Linked DNA regions of Homo sapiens: region 2 is linked to region 1. A link is an interaction called in ENCODE POLR2A ChIA-PET data of the cell type or tissue named here. Cell type or tissue: HepG2. All regions are shown on one strand. Links, peaks and the distances in the headings refer to the core of each region. The heading gives the core; the rest is flanking DNA.

What was found. ChIA-PET counts read pairs that join two places held together with the same protein. Peaks named below come from ENCODE experiments on the same cell type or tissue, not always from the same donor. Only the 100,000 strongest peaks of a DNase experiment are listed, where the experiment ranks them.
Region 2: POLR2A ChIA-PET joins it to region 1 with 8 read pairs; 5 of 35 experiments call an interaction of 5 or more read pairs at or near these places.

The regions. Positions count from the first base shown.
Region 1 is chr2:96,547,858-96,552,234 of GRCh38, forward strand. It overlaps ARID5A (AT-rich interaction domain 5A), which reads left to right. Exons shown (of 7, transcript NM_212481.3): 3 at 1,464-1,602; 4 at 1,896-1,948; 5 at 2,331-2,428; 6 at 2,717-2,876; 7 at 3,242-4,377. Among named protein-coding and RNA genes, the nearest start is that of ARID5A, 13 kb to the left of the region's middle. RefSeq lists an enhancer at 4,099-4,158. In HepG2, for the core only: a CTCF peak has its summit at 2,299 (motif pointing right); DNase peaks (open chromatin) are centred at 2,354 and 3,034; H3K4me3 peaks cover 917 bases.
Region 2 is chr2:96,600,197-96,604,573 of GRCh38, forward strand. KANSL3 (KAT8 regulatory NSL complex subunit 3) reads right to left here. Exons shown (of 21, transcript NM_001115016.3): 17 at 4,054-4,184; 18 at 2,557-2,666; 19 at 1,920-2,142; 20 at 1,447-1,580. Among named protein-coding and RNA genes, the nearest start is that of KANSL3, 36 kb to the right of the region's middle. In HepG2, for the core only: CTCF peaks have their summits at 2,540 (motif pointing right) and 4,093 (motif pointing right); DNase peaks (open chromatin) are centred at 1,785 and 4,125.

The sequences.
Region 1 (4,377 bases), core at 104-4,103:
GTTTCGATGAGCACAGAATCTGAAGGGGGAGCTGCAGGCAGCTTTTTCGGAGCACAGTCGGCCCCGGCTTTCATTCATTTTGGCCATTTGCTTTGGTGGCACAGTCTGGAAAAATATCCTGATTCATGCAGAAAAGTGGTTGCAAATGGTAGTTGTCTTTAGCAGCTTGCCAGGAATTCAGAATAGAGGCCTGGAGGAGCAGATTGACTTGAGCAGTTATGAGAGAGCCTTCCTTCTGAGGTCTGCACAGACCAGCCCCAGGGCCCCAGCATGTTATGATTTCATGGGTGATATGTGAGTTCCTATGTTGTTTCTTCTTAGAGGTCTTTAATACCTTAAAAACACTGAGCTATTACAGAAGCTATTTACAACTAACAAAAAAAGTAAAAACACTGAAATAAACTTGAATCAATTATTATTTTTTTTTTTAGACAGAGTCTCACTGTTACCCAGGCTGGAGTGCAGTGGCACAATCTTGGCTCACTGCAACCTCCAGCTCCTGGGTTCAAATGATTCTTCTGCCTCAGCCTCCCGAGTAGCTGGGATTACAGGCATGCACTACCAGGCCTGGCTAATTTTTGTATTTTTAGTAGAGATGGGATTTCCCCATGTTGGCCAGGCTGGTCTCAAACTCCTGACCTCAAGTGATCTCTCTGCCCACCTCGGCCTCCCAAAGTGCTGGGATTACAGGAGTGAGCCACCGTGCCCAGCTGGATCAAATATTTTTGGAACACATGGCTGTCTGCGCTGTCCTAGTCCAGATGGTTTATGTCCTGGAAGCTGTCTGTTCTCTGAGCAGGGTATGGGCCCTAGGCTCTCTGCCCCGAGCCACTCGCTGGATAAACGGCATCAGCAGAGATTGCCCCTCTGGGACCCGCAACCAAAAGTCCTGTGCCCCTGACAGCAGTGCGCAATTGAAGCCCAGAGCTTCACCTCCCTGTGCTCAGCACGGCAGGCTGGGGCCACACAGAGGCTCGGGGAACATGGGCCTCACAGAGTAACCCCAGGGCACCAGAAAGCACCAAGCACCTTTGTTCCTTCAGCTTTTCCCTCTGCGGTTATGGGGGAGTCCCAGGGACACTGAGCCTGCCCTCCTGGAGTTCCTAGTCTGGCGGAGGAGCTGACACAAATAGGACAAATCAAGAACAAGACAGAGAAGTGACCCTGGCCTGGAGAAGGCTGGGGACTGCTCTCGTGGCAGCCTCTGGAGCCAGCTGCTCTGGGGTACCCAGCCTCCGGGGAGGTCCTGGACTCTAGCTCCTGTCCTGGGGCGCTGAGAGCTGACACCTGTGTCTGCCGAACCCAGGAACAGTCACTCCCTCCCAGAACAGTGGCTAGGTGTTCTCTGGGAAACTGGGGTTGGGGTAGGTACCTTATTCCTCCTGCAGCCAGTGGTTTCTGCACATCCCCAGCAGCCAGCCACCAACTGGGGCCCATCCCAATGCCTCCTGTTCTCTCCCCAGGACTCCCCCGAGGCAGGCGGGGAGCGGGAGGAGGAGCAGGAGCGGGAGGAGGAGCAGGCCTTCCTGGTCAGCCTCTACAAGTTCATGAAGGAGCGACACACGCCCATCGAGAGGGTGCCCCATCTCGGCTTCAAGCAGAGTGCGTCCCTGGGGTGCAGGCAGGGAGGGGGGCCCAGCAGGGGACCCCGCCCAGGCAGGGCATCGGGCAGGCACTCCCACTCTGGGTGACCCAGGTTGCAGATAGAAAGGAGGCCTCCCTCCAGGCTGCCACTGGGCCAGGGGTGCACAGGGCACAGCCTGCCCGTCTATTGCAGTGGCCCTGGCTGGGTGTGTGCTGGTCTGTGCCTGGCCTGTCAGGGCACCAGGAAGGGGTGGCATGCTGTCCCCACCTCCCACAGAGACTGACGGCCAGCCTGCTCTTCTCTCCCCCAGTTAACCTGTGGAAGATCTACAAAGCAGTGGAGAAGCTGGGGGCCTATGAGCTGGTAAGGAAGGCACCTCCCAGTCCTTGCCAAACTGCATATCCCTGGGGTGAGCCTGCAGCGCTGTCCTTGCCTCTGGACAGAGGAAGAGCCAGGATCCCCAGTCCTACCCCTGCGTCCCTGCCTCCCTGCCTTCCCCGCTGGTACTCTGCTGCTCAAAGCAGCTTTTCAGCCTTCCCCATCTGTTCTGCCCGCCCCGTGTTGGGAAAACTGCTTGGGCCAGCAGTCCATGGCCCTAGGAGAGAGAATCGGCTGGCCGCTGCTGGAGCCGCAGAGCAGCTGCCAAACTGCAGTCCTTCGAGTCCCTGCGAGGGCGGCCGGAGCTGCAAGGACCCCGCCGCCAGGGGGCGCCCGCCGGCCGCGCCCTCACGAGGTGCCCTTGCAGGTGACCGGGCGCCGCCTCTGGAAGAACGTGTACGACGAGCTGGGGGGCAGCCCAGGCAGCACCAGCGCGGCCACGTGCACGCGCCGCCACTACGAGAGGTACGGCGGGGCGGGCCCGGGTGCTGGACGCCGCCTACCCTGCGGGGCTTTGGCCGACCTTGCCGGGAGGGCCGGGTGGACTCTGCCCGGAGCGGGCAGGGTATGCGCCGTCCTCAGAGCTGCGGGAGCCCAGGCTGGCTGGGCGCACTCACTGAGGGAGCTGAAGCTTTGGGACCAGGAGAGGGCCTTCCTCGGCGCCGGCGGGGAAGGGGGCTCAGAGGAGGCTACAGAGGCCCAGGGAGGGGATGGGCGCCGGCCTCCTGGGGGACATGCGTGGTTCCTCACCAGGCTGGTCCTGCCATACGTGCGGCACCTGAAGGGGGAGGATGACAAGCCGCTGCCCACCTCCAAGCCCAGGAAACAGTACAAGATGGCTAAGGAGAACAGGGGGGATGATGGGGCCACCGAGAGGCCGAAGAAGGCCAAGGAGGAGCGGCGCATGGACCAGGTAGGCCTGCGGCTGGCTGGGGCCACCCTGTCCCTTGCCTCTTGTAGCCCCCTACCCCACAACTCCCTGTGGCCGCGGAGCTGTCTGCTCAGAATACACAGAACCTGCACCCAGGGCGGGACTTGCAAGGTTCCAGGTTCTCCACAGATGGTTGTGCAAGTGGACTCTGAACTCCAGCCTGCGCCCACCCACCAGGCACCTGAGGCTGTGTCCACTCAGAGGACAGGGCACCTTTGGAAAATTCTGTACAGAGGACTGCAGGGGCTGGCGGGGGACCTGGGCAGGCCTGAAAGTGCCACCTCTTGCTCCTCAGGTCAGGATGTGGGGCTGAGGCAGTCCTGAGGCAAGACTTTCTCTCATTCCAGATGATGCCAGGAAAGACCAAAGCAGATGCTGCTGACCCAGCACCACTTCCCAGCCAGGAGCCCCCCAGGAACAGCACAGAACAGCAGGGCCTGGCCTCTGGGTCTTCTGTGTCCTTTGTGGGTGCCAGCGGCTGTCCTGAGGCCTACAAGCGGCTCCTATCCAGCTTCTACTGCAAGGGGACACACGGCATCATGTCACCACTGGCCAAAAAGAAGCTCCTGGCCCAGGTGAGCAAGGTGGAGGCCTTGCAGTGCCAGGAGGAGGGCTGCCGCCATGGGGCAGAGCCCCAGGCGTCCCCAGCTGTTCACCTCCCAGAGAGTCCCCAGAGCCCCAAAGGGCTGACTGAGAACTCCAGGCACCGGCTGACCCCTCAGGAGGGATTGCAGGCCCCAGGTGGCAGCCTCAGAGAGGAGGCGCAGGCAGGCCCCTGCCCGGCAGCCCCCATCTTCAAGGGCTGCTTCTACACCCACCCCACCGAGGTGCTGAAGCCTGTCAGCCAGCACCCCAGGGACTTCTTCTCTAGACTTAAAGATGGGGTGCTATTGGGGCCTCCTGGCAAAGAGGGGCTGTCAGTGAAAGAGCCCCAGCTGGTGTGGGGCGGAGACGCTAACCGCCCTTCTGCGTTCCATAAAGGTGGCTCCAGAAAGGGCATCCTCTACCCCAAGCCCAAAGCCTGCTGGGTGTCCCCCATGGCCAAGGTCCCAGCCGAGAGCCCCACGCTCCCGCCCACCTTCCCCAGTAGCCCAGGCCTGGGCAGCAAGCGCAGCCTGGAGGAAGAGGGTGCTGCCCACAGTGGGAAGAGACTGCGGGCCGTGTCTCCCTTTCTTAAGGAGGCGGATGCCAAGAAGTGTGGGGCCAAACCTGCAGGGTCCGGCCTGGTCTCCTGCCTTCTGGGCCCAGCCCTGGGGCCTGTGCCCCCAGAGGCCTACAGGGGCACCATGCTGCACTGCCCGCTGAACTTCACTGGCACCCCGGGCCCCTTGAAGGGCCAGGCTGCACTCCCCTTCAGCCCCCTGGTCATCCCGGCCTTCCCGGCCCACTTCCTGGCCACCGCAGGCCCCTCGCCCATGGCCGCTGGCCTGATGCACTTCCCCCCAACGTCCTTCGACAGTGCCCTCCGCCACAGACTTTGCCC
Region 2 (4,377 bases), core at 132-4,131, 52 kb after region 1:
TACTCTGTAATCCCATATTTGTACAAAATAAATAAAATAACATACTTTGTGTAGAAAAAAAAATTTGAATGGATCCATATCAGGCTATTAACAGTGAACATCATCTCTAGGAGTAGCATCATGGGAAACTTTCCCTTTCTAAATTAATTATTTCTATAATGTTTGAATTATTTAAAATAAGCATAATCATTTTTATAATTGAAAAAATAAGAAATAAGATAAAATTAAAACATTTCCATCCCTCTGCAAAAAAAGGTAGCTATGATCCCAACGAATGTCAGGTGTTGACCTCTGTGCAGTATTTTCCCTAAAGAGGAAGAGACAGAAGAGCTTTTAGAATGGCTCAGGAACTATCACTGCACCTCCAGTTCACAAGCAGGTTGACATGGTGGAAAGGACAGGGAGACACAGGAAGGCCTTGGCTGTATAGCGGATACTGAAGGAAAGCACACTCAGTACTAGACTCAAACTGTTTTTTGGCTTAACTTCTAATCTTTGAGTGGCTCCTCAGATTACCATTTTAAGATTAGAAATATTTGACTTGAAAAGGTCACAGGGGAAATTAGATCAGCTAAGAGAAACTAATCATGACTTCCTGGGTGAGACCTATAAAAACCTAGCTGTGCCCTAAAAAGACAGCAATAAATGCTAAGATATGGGAAGGCACAGTGCTAGAAAGCCAATGTCAAAGAAAGAGTATTATACTTGGGGGCCGAGGCGGGAGGACCACTTAAACCTTGGAGTTCAAGGCCAGCTTGGGCAACATAGTGAGATATCTCTGTCTCCATGTCCTTAAAAACAAAGAAAGGGCCAGGAGCGGTGGCTCACACCTGTAATCCCAGCACTTTCAGAGGCCGAGACAAGTAGATCACTTGAGGTCAGGAGTACGAGGCCAGCCTGGTCAACACAGTGAAACCCTGTTGTAGCCGGGCATGGTGGCGGGCGCCTGTAATCCCAGTTACTTGGGAGGCTGAGGCAGGAGAATTGCTTGAACCGGGGAGGTGGAGGTTGCAGGGAGCCGAGATCACACCCCTGCACTCCAGCTTGGGCGATAGAGCAAGACTCCATCTCAAAAAATAAAAATAAAAACAAAGAAAGAGCATTAGCCAAGTAGCCTCTACTCATAACCTCTGAAGGATGAAACCAAGGATGAGAAAAAAATGAAACGAAAGGAAAAGTAAACAAAAACATTAAATACTAGACACTGCTACCCACTTGAACATATGTACTCTTCACAATATCAAGGGAGGGATGTAGAAGAGGAAGCTCAAAGATGTCCATGATTCGCTCAATATTATAAAGCCACAAACTCCAGAATACAGATTTGAATTTGAATCTGAATCTCGTCTGTCCAGTGCATGGGCAGCCCCTTCAATCAGCCAGTCAGCTGGTCTTAAACTTCCCAATAATGAAGCCCATGTCCTCAGTCCTTCCTGGCAGACTCACCTGTGAGCTGGAGGGCAGCACCTGGGAAGAGGACTCCTCGGATGGGGCTGCTCCTGAGCCCATAGGGCTCAGTGTAGTGATCCTGCTCGGCTGGCCACGAAGTGTCAGAGTAATGGTGGTGGGGACCTTCAAGCCTGAGATAAAGAGAGAGAAGCAGAATTTTTGAGTCACACTCTCCACCTTCTACTGAGGCTTTCCTTTCCTGGAGAGCTTCTCCCCCACATAACACAGTCCCTTGGCCTCCTCCCCAGCTGGGTCATCTATGCCCTATCAGTCAATCTGAAAGGCAACAGGAAACAGCCTGTGTTCTCTCAACCTCTCTGGGGGATGGGTCCACACAGCTGAATCCAAAGGTCAATGCCAGGACCCTGTGGGACTGGTTTCAACATCATACCTTGCCCACATGAGATGGGAAGGTCCTGGGGGAAAGATCCCAGATCTGGGAGTCCCCACAGTTCTCATGAGAGACTCACCTGATGCTTGGTTAGAGATCTGAGCCAGGCCAGGGAGGCTGCTTGCCAACTTAGCGAGGCCCCCATTGGTCAGCAGCTGGTGGATGGCTGTGGGCTTCCCACCAGGAGTGGCACCCAAGGAGGAGAGAGTGGTGGCCACAGGAATGGTACGGACAATGGTGCTGGTGCCCGTGGTGATGGCACCCAGGCTCTGCATGGGGGTGGGCAACTTCACACTGGTGGCCTGTGGGACACACAAGCCCAGGTGATCAGAAGCTGTCGCCCAACAGCAACATTCGAGCTTGGAGGGCCCACAGCATATTATTAAAGGCTAACATGTATTGAGTGCCTACTACATGCAAGGTACTCTTCCAGGCATTTTGCATATATTATTTCATTCTTATAACAACTCTATGAGGGAGGTACTATTATTACCTCATTTTATAGACAAAGAAACAAAAACAGAGTGGTCAAGAAACTTGCCCAAGGTCACACAGTAAATGATAGACCTTAACTTTTGTAAGTTCCCTGCTATGTAGCTAGAAGGCTGTTTGTCCTTGATCCACTGACTCCAGACCTAGTTTCCCTGCCAAAACCAACTAAGCTGAGGAGGCCTCCTCCCTACACCTGCCCAGCCCAGCAGATGGCAGATGTGCACCTGTGGGGCTGGTCCTGGGGAGGGATTTGCTGGAAGGCCAGAGGTCTTGCTGCTGATATCCTGCAAGCTGAAGCTGAGGCCTTGGAGGAGGCTGCTGGCTGATGTGGCCCCTAAGAGAGGACATAGCAGGAATCAGTAGAGACTCAATCACTTGCACTATCCCGAGAGCAGCCACATCCATCCACCCTCACCACCAACTAAAACACCAGTGGTGCTTGCCCTTGGACACCCGTCCTCAGAGAGAAGGCAGGAAGCTCTCCCCAACTAGGCACACACGCAATGGATGCCACACAGGAAAGGTACTGTGCCAGACACTGCCCCGGACTTGCTCTGCACCTGCTGCAAACCATCAGTCATACATTTTAGACCATTTTGAGAAATCCAAGTTTGTTCCTTTCTTTCCAGGGAAGAACTTTTTAAGCCAAAAGAATTATAAATATCCAACTTTCACTTCGCCTCACACAATCAAAGCAGTAAGGAAGTAGCCTCAAAGCAATAAGAAAGGTTCTCTTAAAGGAAAAGGGTTTATTTTATTTTATTTTTTTTTGAGACGGAGTTTCGCTCTCGTTGCCCAGGCTGGAGCGCAATGGCACAATCTCAGCTCACTGCAACCTCCACCTCCTGGGTTCAAGCGATTCTCCTGCCTCAGCCTACCAAGCAGCTGGGATTACAGGTGCCCACCACCACACCCGGCTAATTTTTTGTATTTTTAGTAGAAACGGGGTTTCACCATATTGGCCAGGCTGGTCTCAAACTCCTGACCTCAGGTGATCCACCCACCTCGGCCTCCCAAAGTGTTGGGATTACAGGTGTGAGTCACCATGCCTGGCCAGGAGAGGGTTTCTGCAATGCCTTGGCCCTGCTGGGCTCAGGCAACAGGCCTTTCAAAGTAGGGTTAGTGGGTAGGACAAAGAGAGAGACAAGCACAGACAGAAAAATGTCTCATTTTGCTAATGCCCAGTGTAGCACCATTTCCAGTTTTATTCAGGCAGATGTGCTTAAAACAGCAAAGTAAAACCACAGTCAGCTCTCAATTATCTGTGAGCTTCACAGCAGATTTGCAGATTCAAACAACCACGGATAGAAACCTGTGGATATAGAATTCCAACGGTATGACATAATTTCATATAAGGGACTTGAGCATCCATGGATTTTGGTAGTGGTGAGGGTCCTAGAACCAATCTCCTGTGGATAAGAAAGGCTGACTATACATATATGTCCTATCGGCTATTTCTCCTTACAGTAGAGGATACAGCACCTGTAGACTGGAACATTTACTCACTTGCAGACCAGGACATTTACTCACTGCATTTATTCAAGGCCAAGGAATCCCTCTGCCCAAGCTAATTCCAGCTTCACGTCAAGCCTCTATGATCACTCTAAGACCCAGAGGCCCATCCTATGGATTTAGCTCCAGGGATGCTTTCCCAGGACCACCCAGAAGCAGCAGACCAAAAATTCTGTGTTGGAAGGGGAGAATGCTGGGCCACAAGATACCTGGGAGGGAGCTGCCAGGAGATGTGGCCACCAGGCGGCTCTGCAGTGTGTGCAAGGCACTGGGTGCAGTGCTGCTGGAGACCACTGAAGGGACTGGGCTGGCTGAGACTCCACCTTCAGAAGAACTGGACCTGGAGACAAAGGAAGGAGCTCTGTTATCCAAAGGTCACAGGACAGCAAGCCCTAGCAACACTGGCAGGGTACAGAGTGGGGCCCAGCAAGGCTTTCAGCAGCAGACATACACCAAAAACCTTCAGCTTCTTTGTCCCACTTTCTGTACCTGGCCTCTAGTCTTCTAAAAGTCCTTACTTACAGGACTTATAG